Regions from separate parts of the Mus musculus genome. Here region 2 is linked to region 1. The links are chromatin loops, found by intact Hi-C in ENCODE. Cell type or tissue: gastrocnemius. All regions are shown on one strand. Links, peaks and the distances in the headings refer to the core of each region. The heading gives the core; the rest is flanking DNA.

Region 1 (8,252 bases), core at 1,553-6,552:
TTTAGAAATTATTTTAGATTTAGCACTTCCTAGTCTGTGACCCTGACCTGACAAGGGCATAGAGTATTATTTTTTTTTTGATCTTTGACTTTAACTCTACATCCTTTGTATCAACAATTTTTCATAATTCTGAAGGTATTCTCCACCCCCTTTTGATGGATTTCTGAAACTGCTGTCTTGCACTTTAGAAGTCAGAGTAACTTCTAAAATAATCTTTGAGTCCATATTCCCACAATTTTATATTTACATCTCCCTGTTTCTTCTGTTTAGTGGACAAGCATTTGGCACTAACCTTCTCTGCTTCCTCAAAAAGGCTTTCAAAAATTATTCACAGTCCTTTGTTGATTATCTTTGAGGGGCAAATTATCTGGAAGTTCTGTTTCATGAGCCCATATTTCTTTTATACTTTCAAGATTATCTACTAATTTTTTCTTCCTGCTACTCAGAGTGTGGCTCTGTAGCCGAGTCTTCAGGCCACTGTAGGCAACAAATGACACCCTGGTTGTTAAGCTGAAGCCCCTCAGTCCAGGGGTGCCTAGAGACCCTCTTGGCATCAGCAGACTTGCAGCAGAGCCAGAGTTGATTTTTGAGGCAAATGATTTTATTGCATGCTGCAGCTCCCTTCCTTCTACATTCTTTGTTCTGTAGAACATTGGCTGCAGCATGGATACAATATCAGTATACCTTTTGCATCCTAACTTCCCTGTGCTTCACCATTGACGCTGGGGATAGGATGAGAGCTGAGGATCTTGAACAAATGCAAAAGTCTAAAATTTGCCAATATGAAGTCAGGCACTTGTGCACATCTTCTGCCTCAGGTTCTATTGTATTAGTTCTGAGGTTTCTGACCTATATTATAGCTAGGAATGGGGTTTCTTTAGTGTTATTGCATTCGTGGTTCTAGTGCACAGTGGAGGTACTATTTCCATAATGGAGTATCTTTATTCAATGCAAATGAGGACCCTCTTGTGCTTTTGATCCTTTGGGCAGATACTGTGTCTCAGGCTGGGGATCACACCTCTGCCTAGAAACAGCTAAGTTATTGTGTCACAACCTTGTGGCAGATAACTGCTGGAATTTTTTTTAAGGCAATACTGCACTAAAGTGGATTTTAATTGCTCATGCACTCAATAGATCCTCATGGTTTTCTTAGCATGCTTGTGAACCAGCCTACTATATTTCCTAAAGAACAGTGTAGTGGTTTCCTGCACTCTTTGGTGTCCTGGAGAGCCAAGGTCCTGATGACTAATGATGATCTGTGTCTGTAAGCTCCAGTGTCACTTAGGAATTCTGAGCTCATTACTTGTTAGAAAAAGGAAACATAGGAGACACTGAAATTCATATTTGGCATGGATATGAGTTGCTTACTGCCCAGGAGTCTGCATCTGGGCCTGAGACATATGGGGACTTGCATAGACTTCCTTCCTGTTATAAAAGAAAGCATGTGAGTTCCCGCTACACTAGGCTTTATACAACATTCCTAGATATCTGAGCCTCCTATGTAACCTCCTTTAGCCTAGATAGGCTGGTTCAGACCATATGCCTCTGAGGCAGGGCCACCTGCTGTGCTGCTTCTCATCACTCTCCTTTGATGTTATACTGCCTGCCACCTGTCCTGAGGCTGAACTGGTTCTCCAAGATAGACTGTTCTGAAAATTTCACATCTCTATATCAAGAAACTTGGCGTGACTAGGGATGGGCTTCCCTCTTTATAAACACAAATTTTATTATTAAACATTTGAACCTTGAGCAGACTAGCTTGTCTTGGTTCTATTATTTCTCTACCCACCTAGATTCCCTCTTCTCTTTCAGCTCCAAGATGCCTCCCAGGCTCGAACCTGGACATGAGAGCTGCAGGCCGGCCCCAACAATTTGGAAAACTAACACAGGACCTGGGAATAGCTGAGGATGCTGGAAGAAACACTGCTGGTATAGAGATAGAAAATTCATACAGGAACCTGGAGAAGCAACGGGCAAAAGGTTGCTAAGGTGTGGTATGGTCTGATCTGGATCCACTCAGATTCATCAGTGATATCAGGATCTAGGAACATAACAGGCAGTCGGCTGCAGCTTCCAGAAGCTGCTTTTTAGGTGAGAGAAATAAAAGGGTTTAATAAACGGGATTAAATAATCAGGCAGATTGGCTGCTGTTGGAAACTGCATCAGGTGGGAGGAAAATGTTCCAGAGGCAGAGAGAAATGTTAGGGGACACCCTGCCTTTTTCTCTCTAGCCCTTACAGTAGTAGCTCTCTGCTCTCTGTGTTGTCTAGTGTCTAATGTCTGGTGCACTGGTCTGTTCACATGTTCAATTCATGTGTGTTCTTGTCTAGTCATCTGAATGACTGAATGTTTTGTGTTTCATGTTGGAAAAATAAAAGATGGCTAAAAATTTCTCTGCTGGTATAGCAAAGCCGAGAGTGGCTGACACTTTGACTGAGAATCAGGTACAGCAGGAGGGCTCCTGCTGGAAAAACTGTTTTTTAAGAAAGGGAATCTGCAGCTTCATGGTTTGGGGTCGAAAAAGCTGATAGGTATTTTTTTTCCTAAGAAAATTTCTCTACAATCGTGATTATTGCATTTAGCTAATGACAAAGTGCTTTATATTTTATAATTATAGCCAGAAAAAATAAAATTCTCTGATTGGTCTAAGTGTAGCCAATTCATTTGGTATCAGCTCATAAGTTATTGGTTAGGATTAAATAATTGTAACATTGGTAACAGAAGGTTAGCCTTAAGTTGGCAACTCAAGAGTCTTGTCAAACACATGGCATAAACGGGCCAAAAAACTGGGCCTCCTAAGATTCTTCTAGCTGAGATAATATTTAATGTGATTTTTATCCCAGAAAGTAGAATTAGATAAATTTAAAGCAATGTCTCTTTAATGAATCATTAAAGCTTGCACTGTCATGCATTCATAGGTATAAGTTGGCAGCCAAATCTTGCAATGTGGTTGTGAAGATTTAATGCTGATTCTAAAGTGATATATTGCTTTGAAATTGGGTATTGCTTTCCCAAGGCTGTAGATATTATTCTAATGTTGCATAAGAAACTTAAAAATCATGGTTAAAAATTGCCAGTGTTCCTTTAACTGCAGCTGGCAGTTTGATGGCAAATTTAAGATTTTATACTCACCCATATACTGTTAATTAAGATAATTACAAGAGTAATTATCTTATGAGAGCACTAAAACAGCTCTCTGTGGCTATACTGCCATACAAAGCTCAGGGAAGCCTCAGCAAGGTTTGTGTGACTTTCTTTTGTTTTGAAAACGGTGTGCCTAAGGAAGTTCTTGAAAATTGCCTCTCCTTGCCTCCAGGGGAATTTTCTTTTAGCTAAAAGAGCACTTTTGCAGATCTAGCCAAATGCTGTTTTAATAAAGTTAAAATTCAAAGTTTATAAAGGGTCAATCAGACTATAGAATTTATAAAGGCATTACAGGGCTGGTGAGGTGGCTCAGTGGATAAGAGCACCCGACTGCTCATCCGAAGGTCTGGATTTCAAATCCCAGCAACCACATGGTGGCTCACAACCATTCGTAACAAGATCTGACTCCGTCTTTTGAAGTGTCTGAAGACAGCTACAGTGTACTAACATATAATAAATAAATAAATCTTAAAAAAATAAAGGCATTACAATCTGGCTTGCCTACTTCATGTAAAGTTATTATAGGTTTAAAGTAACTGTTGCTCCAGAAAAGATTCTGAGGTAATATCTTTTTTAATATCTAGGGTTTTAGTTTACTACAGAAGGCTTTGCAGAAAATGAAAGCTTTTATAATTGTTCTCAATTATAATCAATGGTAATTAAATATTAGCTGCCCATTTTAGTTAATGGTTATTAAATGTGCCCACAGCAATTCTTTATCAGGCTGCATTGTGACTAAATGTGTGAAATCCTTAGCTGTCATTAAGCTGACCCTAAGCGGAGCAGCTTTATCCTTACTGTAAACATTTATCTGGTTCCTGTACATCCTTTTGAAGTCATTTTTTTTTTGTTTGTTTGTTTCATGTCAGGTAACTTCAAGGTACTTTGCCTGCTGTGACTTCTTACCCCTTTTATTTTCTGTATTTTTGGCAAGAGAAGACATTATTCTTATCCTCCCGGCCAGCAGGCTACTGGCTTCTGCAGGGTGGGGCCTTGGGACATGCAGCTTTCCCTGAGCATGGTGGCGTGGGAGGCTGCCAGAAAGCAGGTGGCTTTGGAGCGAACTCAGGGGAGGGCCGAGCTTGCCATTGCCCCCATGAGACTCCTCCCGTCCCTGCCAGGGTAGCCGTATATTTCCCACTAAGACTCGGGGTGCTCTGCCGCCCTCGCTTGGGCTTTCTAGCCTACAACAGATTGGGCTGCCTTCATCCCCTTCCACCTGAGAGAAAGGCCAAGGGTAGGTGCGGCCAAGGTGGCGCTCACCTCAAAGCACAGTTTCAGCATGCTATTAAAACTGCTATGGTGCTAATAACAAATTGTAAGATATATTCGTGTATTTTAGAAAACTTATAACAAAAATTGTGTCTTAACAGCCTAAGTGTCTGTTCCTTGTTCAAAACAGCAATTAAATTGGTTATTACAGAATATTTATAATTGATCTAATGCATACCATCATTTTGAATAAAATTGACAATCAATAACCCAAAGGTAAGTTAAAAATTGTTTTTATGCATGCTTCTGTATCTTCTATAAATTCATGCATGCATGCATTCCATTTACTCTGTTTAAAAACAACCCCTCTATGAGAAATAAGTAAATGTGAATTAGATCACACGCTTATTCTTTTCAGCTTCCCCCTGTTTCAGCACAGATAATTAAGTTGTGTGCTGTGGATGGTATTTAAAAATGCTGAACAAGCAAACCTTAATTTGTATATTAATAGGCAATATATCTCAGAGCTCACAATTGCTTAAGATTGTTTGTCCCTTGGATGCTATTAATTCTCAAATTTGCAATTGCTTATGCATATACAACTCATAAGTAAAAATGCTAGATTTATATCTCAGGCAATCTATAGGACCTACATATAATATAGATTGGATATATAATATCGTTATTTATATATTCAAAACAGTTATGGTTTAAGATAATAATTTAGTATTCTTGGAAATTGTGCATGTCAAATCGTAAAAAATTCGTTGCTCTTAGTGTCCTCAGTTACTACTTGTTTCCACATAATAGTGTTAATTCTTAAGGACTTATACTTTATAAACTGCTGCAAATAAATGCTCTTATTTATGAGTTAATAAATAAATAAATTAGACACATGTAACTATAAACAACTTTTCAAGCATTCTAGTTACAACTGCTCTTCAAGAGAAACAATTGAAAGTGCAATTAGTCACTGCCCATGTTACATTAATACTGACTATAACAGTCAAGTATTTGAGATGTTTTGTCAACATATTACTAATTAATTCTCAAGGACAAGGTATTGTGGAACTTTAAAACTCTAGATTCTTAAAAGACAAAGAAGGGGGAAATTATATCCTTGTACATATTATTTAGTGTATTCCCGTGCACATTATTTAAATCATACTTTTATTTTAGAATTTTGAAATTTGGATGTCAAAGAATTTAATAAATACCTTATAGTATCTTAAAAGGATCTACTTATTGGCATATGGCTTGATCCTGAATAGTTACCTTATTAAGAAAGGGAAAAGCATAGGTTTTCTTCACAGAACGCTGCAGAAGCATGATGGCTAATTCGTGTGACAAGCTGAGAGGTAAGGTCGCTCAGTGCCCTGACTTTAGTGACAAGGAAGCTGAATTGGGTACATGTTTTCGACCCATCCTTGCTTGCCATTTTTCCAGTTTGGACAAGCAAAGCTGCCTTGCTTCAAGTTTTTTAACCTTATGGTAAAAAGAACATCAGAGACTGTGTAATCTGACTTAGATTAGTCATATAACAAGAGTCATAGTGATCCTTCTCTTTCCCTCATTGTGACTAGTTATTCTAACTCAATCTTAGACTGGCCTAGTAATAATTCCAATATTAGAGATTCCTATTGAAGCTAGTTAAAATTCTTAGTTACGTAGCACAGTTAATTTGGAGCACAGCCTCCACTTCCACAGAATCTCTGGCTTTTCTGCTAATTCTCAAAGCCAGCTCCCCCACACTCACTGGGAGGCCAGAGTTTGATCGTTTCTAATTTGAAACTGAATAAAGTACCTGGGCTTCCACAAAGAAGCTTTTATACTGTTGTTTTTCACTACCCCACCTTTGTTTCTCAAGCAGGTCAGCCACTCCATTCAGCCTGACTGCAGCAGATGTAAAGCTTCACCTCCAACAGTGCAGGTGGCAGTTATTAATCTTCATCAAGAAGCATTTTAAGTACATATTGTGGCCTTTGTCTGATTTGGGATTAAGGTGTGCTTTGAGGGTGGGTTAGTCAATGATGGGCAACCAGATTTTGGAGCCATACCAATCTAAGACAGAGGTACATTCCAAAAGGCCGAGGCTGTTGATAATACATCACAGAGCCATGTTTTGTGTGTAATAAACAAAAACTAGCTGCACATAGCCTCCAAGACGGAATTGGATGGTTCGGGAAAATCTGAGATCCTAAGGCAGGCACAGCTGCCAGCCACCATAACTCCCAGGCAGGACTATAGAGCATAAATAAATTTTATGCCTCAGTCCAGTTTTGTTTACTATTATTTAAAGGGGGCAAATGTAACCACCTTCAGCCTAGATAGGCTGGTTCAGACCATAAGCCACTGAGGCGGGGCCACCTGCTGTGCTGCTTCCCATCACTCTCCTTTGATGTTATGCTGCCTACCACCTGCCCTGAGGCCAAACCGGTTCTCCAAGACTTTCCGGAGTTAACTGCAAACTGTGAATTTGGCTAGTTTCTGCTAAAAGGCTCTTCTGACAACTTCATATCTACATCAAGAAACTTGGCATGACTAGGGATGGGCTTCTCTTTTTAAGCGCAGATTTTATTATTAAACATTTGAACCTTGAGCAGACTAGCTTGTCTTGGTTCCATTATTTCTCTACCCACCTAGATTCCCTCTTCTCTTTCAGCTCCAAGATGCCTCCCAGGCTTGAACCTGGACATGAGAGCCACAGGCCGGCCCCAACACTCCTCAACTCCATACACAGCTTACTTCTTGCAGTCACATCCTGCCTTTGATATTCTTGCTTCTTCCCAAAGGATTGTGAAAATACCGATTACCCCATGCAACTCTCTTAATTGCTTATCCTGCCTTCCTACTAATTTCTCATTCATTATCCATTCTTTATCTTTTTTCTACTACAATCCATATGGTTCCAACTTAATCCTCTGTGTTACCATGGCACAAGTACAGACACAACTACTGACAAGATAGTACCCATCTCCTCTTGGATGCTGACACTTCTTGCCAACTGTGCCCACCTCCAGCCATCCTGTCTGATGGCTATCACCCTCAAACACATCATCATCATCTGTAAGACCACATCTTGATCCCAATCTAAGTGAATTGGAAAATATTGCAATGATGGAATGAACCTAGATGTACACATTTCGTTGGTGTACAGCAGCAAGCATTAAAGCACAGTATCTTTACTTTGGATGAATATGCATAGAAGCAGCAGTGATTAAAAAGAAAACAAAGAAGAAATACCACAGTCTAGTTGTAACCTGCTGTGTCTGGCATGGACAATGACACTGACCATCTCTTTGGGATCTCCAAGAAACCACTATGGTCTTAGTTTATTTCACAATCTCTTACTCCTCCCTGCCTCAACAAATCAATGTTTTCTTTTTAATCTCTAGGTCAGGATCTTCTTCAGCAGTGGTTTTCATCCTTTCTAATGCTGAAGCCCTTTAATGAAGTTCCTAAAAAAATTAGTCCATAACCATACAATTATTTTGATTGATACTTAATCACTGTAAGATTTCTGCAACTATGAGTCATAATGTAAATATCTGTTATGCAGGATATCTGATATATGACCCCTAATGGGGTGGCAGAAGAACCACTATTCTACAGCTTGTCTTTCAGAAGATATAGGGAGCTAGGGTAGTTGGCTTCAGCTTTTAGCCCAGTTCTCAATGAAGTTACCTGATGGCACAGTCTGTGATCTGTATATAAGATGTCCAAATAGTAATGACTTTTCTCTGTCTGAACTCTAGACTCTTACCTGAGAATCTGAAAGCCGGAAAGGTACACATACCTGGGTAAGTTTTTTTTTCCTCTGTTCATATCAGATCTGCCATCTGCCTAGTTTGAAGGCATTATTGGAGCTAGCCCCATGTTTAGATGGGTGCTAGTTT
Region 2 (8,252 bases), core at 1,055-6,054, 62 kb after region 1:
ACAATCTATAGTCTCTCATTTTCTGAACATTGGACACTTGAAACTCCAAGTGATTTTCCAGCTACTATAGGAAGCATGCTCTGATGATGTTTGATATATTCATGGCTCTATGTGTATATTTTTAGGTGATTAGGAGTTATTTTAGTAATATGTCAATTTAGCAAAATAAAAATATTATGTTCTCCCCTAGAACTTATTTAGGTAGAGGATCTTGGCCCCATTAACAGTGCCAGGGATGGGTTTTAGCTCATGAAATAGGCCTTAGATCTGAGAAAAAAAGGTTTCCTTACTCATATTACATTCATACAACTATTACATATGTATATATTTCTTAGCCAGTTGTTACTGTAGCTTACAGGATTCACAGATGGAAAGATTGATGGTTACCTTTTTACTCTAATAGTATGTATATCTTCTTCTAGCACAATGAAATCTGTCTAATAAGCATGGCACGTTCAAGAACCAGCTTTATTCCTCCATGTTTTGGAACTTCAATGTATGCTGCCTTTGTCAGGTGGGGTGGTGGTTGGGGTAACCAATAAGCAGGCAGGCAAGGGAATTGGCCTTGGTGACCCACCAAGAGTTCTGGGTTAGACTCTATATTGTCAGTGCCAGAAAGGGTGATAGACTGGGTGACTGATATGTAGGTCACCTTTAACTTAGCACTCTGACCTTCAAAATTCTAACAACAACAACAACAACAACAATTCATTAAAACCCCAAGTATTCAACAGCTTTCAGCTCAAATCTCTTAAATTTTCTATAATCCTCCAAGAAAATAGACCAAACACTCATATTGTTTGTTAAGTCTATCACAACAACACCATCATCTTCTTGCTACCAGATTTTTTTGTTTTGCTGTATAAAACACTGTCACCAAAAACAACTTGGAGATCAAAGAGTTTATTTGGATTACACTTCAAGTCCATCGCTGAGAGTGTTCAGATTAGGAACTCAAGGAAGGTGCCCTAGAAGAACATTGCTTGCCTGGTCCCTTACTGGCTAAATAAAACCTCATCCCTATCCAATTTTCTAATACAGCCTAGAACAACCTGCCTAGAGAAGGTGTCAACTAAATTGGGCTACACTATCTTGCATCAATTAATAATCAAGACAATTCCTCTCTGATATGTCCACTGATCAATCTGATAAAGACATTTACTCAAGTGAGACTTTTTTCAGTGATAAGGCTGTGGCAAGTTGACAGTCACTACTAACTAGACAGGCACTAATTTGGGTAAGTACTATTAAATACTAATGTTTCTGGGTGACATCTTCAAAAGTCTATTTAATTTTGTGGCCACTATCAGTGCTAGAGAAAAGCAATACATACCATGACTAAAAAAGTTACTGAAGTGTCACAGGTCCTCCTAAAAGAAAATAGCCCAAGAATTGATCTTCTATATTCATTACATATGGGTAATGGATCATCTTTCTAGATTACTTTTCTATTTCTGTGACCAAAGGTAGCCTATAGAAGGTTTATTTGGGCTTTCAGTTCAAGGGGGATAAGAGTCTACCATGGTGAAGAAGTAGCAGCAGACAAGCATGCATAGTAATTAGAGTAACAACCTGAGAAATTATATTGAGAACTGCAAACACAAAGGGAGAAAGAGAGAGAGAGAGAGAGAGACAGAGAGACAGAGAGAGAGAGACAGAAAGAGAGACAGAAAGAGACATACAGAGAGACAAACAGGGAGAGACAGAAACACAGACAGAGACTGATAGATACAGGGAGAGAAAGAGATGGAGAGAGACAGAATCAGAGAGAGAACTGAGAATAACATATGGCTTAGTAAACTCAAAAGTAATCTCCAGTACCATCTTTTTCTAACAAGGCCATGCCTTCTAAACCTAACCAAACTTCTCCACCAACTAAAGACTAAATATTAATATTTGCCCCTATAGGGCACTCTTATTCAATCTACATAACATCCTTTACATCTACAATTTATATCCTTTACATCCTTCAATCTACATAACATCTGTGACTCAGCAGATGTCTAAGAACCAAGAGATAAAATATTATCAGCAAGGAGCAGGTGGGAGAGCCATCTTGGGTCCCGGATCCCTCAGAGACTAGTCTGCACAGGTTAGAGTGTGGACTACAGAAACTACACAACTTCTGGGACAGGCAGAAGCAACACAGCTTCTGGGAGAGACCCAATTATGAGCTCCAGACATCCGAGCTTCTTTCCTGCCAGAGAAGAGGTGTCTGCCATGGAGGGCTCTGCTGGAGCCGATTGGGGAGCCATCTTGGGACTTGGATCATTTAGAGATTAGTCTGTGCAGGTGAGAGTGTGGACTACAGAAGCTACACAGCTTCTGGGACAGGCCCTGTTTCTGGCCTTCATCTTCAACCATGAGGCAGGTCCAAACGCCAGATATCTGTGCACCTTCTCTGCAAGAGGAGAGATTGACTGCAGAGAGTACTTTGACCACTGAGACTCAGGACAGAGCTAGACTCCCAAGTCTGCCGACAGAGGCTAACAGAATCACAAGAGGAACAAGCTCCAACCACAGACAACTATAACAACTATCTTCAGAGATTACCAGGTGGCAAAAGGCAAACAAAAGAATCTTACTAACAGAAACCAAGACCACTCACCATTATCAGAACCCAGCACTCCCACCTCAGCCAGTCCTGGATACCCCAACATACCCGAAAAGCTAGACCTGGATTTAAAAGCATATCTCATGATGATGGTAGAGGACATCAAGAAGGATTTTAATAACTCACTTAAAGAAATACAGGAGAACACTGCTAAAGAGGTAAAAGTCCTTAAAGAAATACAGGAAAACACAACAAAACAGGTGATGGAATTGAACAAAACCATCCAAGACCTAAAAAAGGGAAGTAGACACTATAAAGAAAACCCAAAGTGAGACAATGCTGGAGATATAAAACCTAGGAAAGAAATCTGGAACCATAGATGCAAGCATCAGCAACAGAATAAAAGAGATAGAAGAGAGAATCTCAGGTGCAGAAGATTCCATACAGAACATGGACACAAAAATCAAAGAAAATGCAAAATGCAAAAAGATCCTCATTCAAAACATCCAGGAAATCCAGGACACAATGAGAACACCAAACCTATGGATAATAGGAGTAGATGAGAATGAAGATTTTCAACTTAAAGGGCCAGCAAATATCTTCAACAAAATTATAGAAGAAAACTTTTCAAAACTAAAGAAAGAGATGCCCATGAATATACAAGAAGCCTACAGAAATACAAATAGACTGGACCAGAAAAGAAATTCCTCCCACACATAATAATCAGAACAACAAATGCACTAAATAAAGATAAAGTATTAATAGCAATAAAAGAAAAAGGTTAAGTAATATATAAAGGCAGGCCTATCAGAATTACACCAAACTTCTCACCAGAGACTATGAACAGCAGAAGATCCTGAACAGATATTATGCAGACCCTAAGTGAACAAAAATGCCAGCCCAGGCTACTATACCCAGCCAAACTCTCAATTACCATAGATGGAGAAACCAAAGTATTCCAGGATATAACCAAATTCAAACAATATCTTTCGGGAAATCCAGCCCTTCAAAGGATAATAAAGGGAAACTCCAACACAAGAATGGAAACAGAACCCTAGAAAAAGCAAGAAAGTAATCCTTCAACAAACCTAAAAGAAGACAGCTGCAAGAACAGAATCCCAACTCTAACAACAAAAATATAAGGAAGCAACAATTACTTTTCTTTAATTTCTATAACATCAATGGATTCAATTCCCCAGTAAAAAGACATAGACTAATAGACTGGCTATAAAAACAGGACCCAACATTCTGCTGCTTACAGGAAACCCACCTCAGGGAAAAGGACAGACACTACCTCAGATTGAAAGGCTAGAAAACAATTTTCCAAGCAAATGGTCTGAAGAAACAGGCTGGAGTAGCCATTCTAATATCGAATAAAATTGACTTCCTACCCAAAGTTATCAAAAAAGACAAGGAAGGGCACTTCATACTCATCAAAGGTAAAATCTACCAAAATGAACTCTCAATTCTGAATATCTATGCTCCAAATAAAAGAGCAGCCACATTCATTAAAGAAATTTAAATAAAGCTCAAAGAACACATTGCGTCTGAGGCGGCGCCATCTTCGGCTCCAAACAACCGACCACCTTCCTGGTGAGAGCACAGGGGTCCGCCCGGGGTCGAGAGGTTTCTGCCTCAGGCTCTGCGGGAGCCACCTTGGCTCCGGGACTCTGCGGAGGGCAGGCTGCATGGGTGAGGGTGTGGAATACAGAGGCCAGCAGTTTCTGGGACAGGTGAGAGCCAGAGACCTTCTGAGGCGGCGCCATTTTCGGCTCCAGACAACCAGCCACCTTCCTGGCCAAAGCAACATAGCTTCTGGGAATGATGACACACAGCCATATGTAACTTCAGTTCCAAAAGATCTGATGCCTTCTGACCTAAGCAGAATATTCATTAACATAATATTAAGTAAATAGTGAATTAATAAATAAAATAATTGTTGCTTGTCATAGCTTTAGTCATGTCACACTGACATTTAAATGGCTAAAGCATGTCACTTGGCTAAAGGAAAACCAGTCAAACCCCCTGAACAAACACCTTCATGTAAGGTGCCTATCACTTCCTAACTCCCTGTTTTGTATATGACTTTACATAAATGAGTGCCTATGTCCTGTTTATAAGTAGAGATAAACTGTAGTCTAAAGAGTGAATGTGCTAATGTTCACAGCCTTCTGAAGACAGCGAGTCTAGTTTGTAGGTATAGTAGTTATGTATATTTACAGGTATACATTATAGAACTACTACTTAAAATGGCACATAATTGCTTAGTCTAACATGGCCATAGGAGGGACAGTATGACATGGTTTTCCACCCCTAGAACAGAACCAGCAGCATGTATGCCTCCATATGTGTTGATTGTTGCTATGGTCATAAATATTGTTTGTATAATAGCATACTCTGTGATAATCAGAGGCAACATGAGTCCAGGAGGCAAGGGTTTGTCTATACCTCAGCAAAATGATTGAAAATTGTGACCTTCGAACAGCCCTTAAGGCTGTGGGAAAGAATGCTTAAAACATGAGATCAAAAATATATTATTTTTAAATTATACAAAATATAAGGATGAAATATCAATTGTATAAGACGTGTCATAGATCAGTGTCAGAGAACAGACACATCTGTATTATGATCCAGCTCCTCAGAAAGATACTAAAGAAGGAGATTTAGGGCATGGTGATTATAAGGCAAGATCCCACTTAACTAAGATTTTTGTTTCTGCTTACAGAGGCATGATTCCTGAGTTCAAGGTCAGCCTAGAACAGAGCCAATTTAAGTACAGGCCTGGTTGGAATAGTAATTTTAGGGTGGTGTTCCCACCTAGATATTTTATTGTTTGTGCTTGTGGTGCTGTCTTTTTCTAAGAATCATGTAGTTGGGGTCATGAGATACTGATTTATCGGACAAGAAAAAGGGAACCTAGGGTAAAGACTGAATTCATATGTAAAATAAAAGACTGGGTTTTTGGTGTGAAGTGTGTATTTTTATAAATAAACAAACAAACACCACCATCCATGCTAAACCTGCTAATTGTTAGCATCAGTGGTCTTATGAACCACCCAGTGCTCAGCCCCAAGCAGACTTTTTGACCTTGTTTTTGAGGTTGGCTGCTACAATGCTGCTCACAATTCATAGGCCATGTGTCCCCTGTGGCAAACCTGTAGAAAGACAACTACCACTGATTCTGATCTCCTTGGCCGTGTAAAATGATTACACCAAAGACTTGTAATAACCAACCAGATTTATAAGAGTAAATCTTCAACCCCAAAATGCCCAGAGAAAGAAAACAAAACTCAATTGATGTAAATGCAAGCTACACACCTAGATTGGGCAAAGGTACCCTACATTATTCTATGGCCCATCTGCATAAACCCTAGATACTTGAGTTATCTCCAGACCATGTGGGTCACCTCCATCTTCTCCTTCTTCAATCTTCTCCTATCCTCCGTCCCACTCTCTCTTCTCCATCTCTCAGATACCAAAGTTACTTGGCATCATCAGAACCAAACTCTCCCTCCATAGCAAGTCCTGGATACACCATCACACCTGAAAAACAAGATATGAATCTAAAGTCACTTCTCATGAAGATGATGGAAGATTATAGGAAAAGAAATAAATAACTCCCATAAAGATACAGGAGAACACACAAAGTCAGGTGAAAGAATTGAACAGAACCATCCAGGATCTAAAAATAGAAGTAAAAACAATAAAGAAATCAGAAAGGGAGACCACTCTGAAAATATAAAACCTAGGAAAGAAGTCAAGAGCATAACCAACAGAAGACAAGCAATAGAAGAGAGAATCGCAGGTGCAGAAGATACCATAGAAAACATTGACACAACAATCAAAGTCAATGTGAAATGCAAAACAATCGTAACCCAAAACATCCAGGAAATCAAGGACACAATTAGAAGACCAAACCTAAGGATAATTGGTATAGATGAGAAGGAAGATTTCCAACTTAAAGGGCCAGTAAATATCTTCAACAAAATTATAGAAGAAAACTTCCTCAACCTAAAGTAAGAGATGACCACGAACACACAAAAAGTCTACAGAACTCCAAATGGTTTGGACCAGAAAAGAAATTCCTCCTGTCCCATAATAATCAAAACACCAAATGCACAAAACAAAAACAAACAAACAAAAAAAGAATATTAAAACCAGTAAGGGAAAAAGGTCAAGTAACATAAAGGCAGACCTATCAGAATTACACCAGACTTCTCCCCAGAGACTATGAAAGCCAGAAGAACCTGGGCAGCTGTCATACATACACTAAGAGAACACAATGCCTGCTCAGGATACGATATCCAGCAAAACTCTCAATTACAATAGATGGAGAAACCAAGGTATTCCATGACAAAATCAAATTTACACAATATCTTTCTACAAATCTAGCCCTTCAAAGGATTATAAAGGGAAAACTTCAACACAAAGAGGGAAACTAAACTCGAGAAAAAGCAAGAAAGCAATCTTTCAACAACCCTAAGGAAAATAGCCACGTGAAAAGAATTCTAACTCCAGCAAAAAAAAAAAAAAAAAAAAAAAAAAACAGGAAGCAACAGTTACTTTTCCTTAATGCCTCTTAATATCAATAGAATCAATTCCCCAATAAAAAGACATAGACTAACAGACTGGTTACATAGACAGGACACAACATTTTGCTGCATACAGAAAACCCACCTCAAGGACAAAGACAGACACTACCTTGTAGTAAAAGGCTGGAACACAATTTTCCAAGCAAATGGTTCGAAGAAAAAAGCTGAAGTAGCCATTCCAATATGGAATAAAATCAACTTTCAACCTAAAGTTCTCAAAAGAGACAAGGAGGGACACTTAATACTCATCAAAGTTAAAATCTTCCAAGATAAACTCTCAATTCTTAACATCTATGCTCCAAATGAAAGGGCAACCACATTCATTAAAGAAACTTTGCTAAAACTTAAAGCACACCTTACACCTCACACAATGATTGTGGGAGACTTCAACACCCCACTCTCACCAATGAACAGATACTGGAAAAAGAAGCTAAACAGAGACACAGTGAAACTAACAGAAGTTATGAAAGAAATGGATTTAACAGATATCCATAGAACATTTCATTCTAAAACAAAAGGATATACTGTCTTCTCACAACCTCAGGGTACCTTCTCCAAAATTGACCATATAATCTTTCACCAAACAAGCCTTGGCAGATACAAAAATATTGACATAATCCCATGCACCATATCAGATCACCACAGACTATAAAGCTGGTCTTCAATAACAACATAAATAATAGAAACCCCACAAACACATGGAAGATGAACAACAATCTTCTCAATGATAACTCAGTCAAGGAAGAAATAAAGAAACACTTTTTAGAGTTTAATGAAAATGAAGGCACAACATACCTAAACATATGGGACATAATGAAAGCAGACCAAAGAGGAAAACTCATAGCTCTGAGTGCCTCCAAAAAGAAGATGAAATGAGCATACACTAGCAACTTGACAGCACACCTGAAAGCTATAGAACAATAGGAAGCAAATTCACAAAAGAGGAGTGGAGGCATGAAATAATCAAACTCAGGACTGAAATCAACCAAGTTGAAACAAAAAAGAACTATATAAAGAATCAACCAAACCAGGAGCTGTTTCTTTGAGAAAATCAACAAGATAGATAAACCCCTAGCCAGACTAACAAGAGGGCACAGAGACAGTAT

What was found. Hi-C counts contacts between places; a loop is a spot of excess contacts. Peaks named below come from ENCODE experiments on the same cell type or tissue, not always from the same donor. Only the 100,000 strongest peaks of a DNase experiment are listed, where the experiment ranks them.
Region 2: it touches region 1 in a loop (4-fold over the local background); 4 of 42 quality-filtered maps call a loop at or near these places.

Annotation. Positions count from the first base shown.
Region 1 is chrX:76,623,612-76,631,863 of GRCm38, reverse strand. It overlaps the pseudogene Gm14716. Among named protein-coding and RNA genes, the nearest start is that of Cldn34d, 25 kb to the right of the region's middle. In gastrocnemius, for the core only: no CTCF peak of the experiment used is centred there; a DNase peak (open chromatin) is centred at 4,198.
Region 2 is chrX:76,560,631-76,568,882 of GRCm38, reverse strand. No RefSeq gene overlaps it. Among named protein-coding and RNA genes, the nearest start is that of Cldn34d, 38 kb to the left of the region's middle. In gastrocnemius, for the core only: no CTCF peak of the experiment used is centred there; no DNase peak of the experiment used is centred there.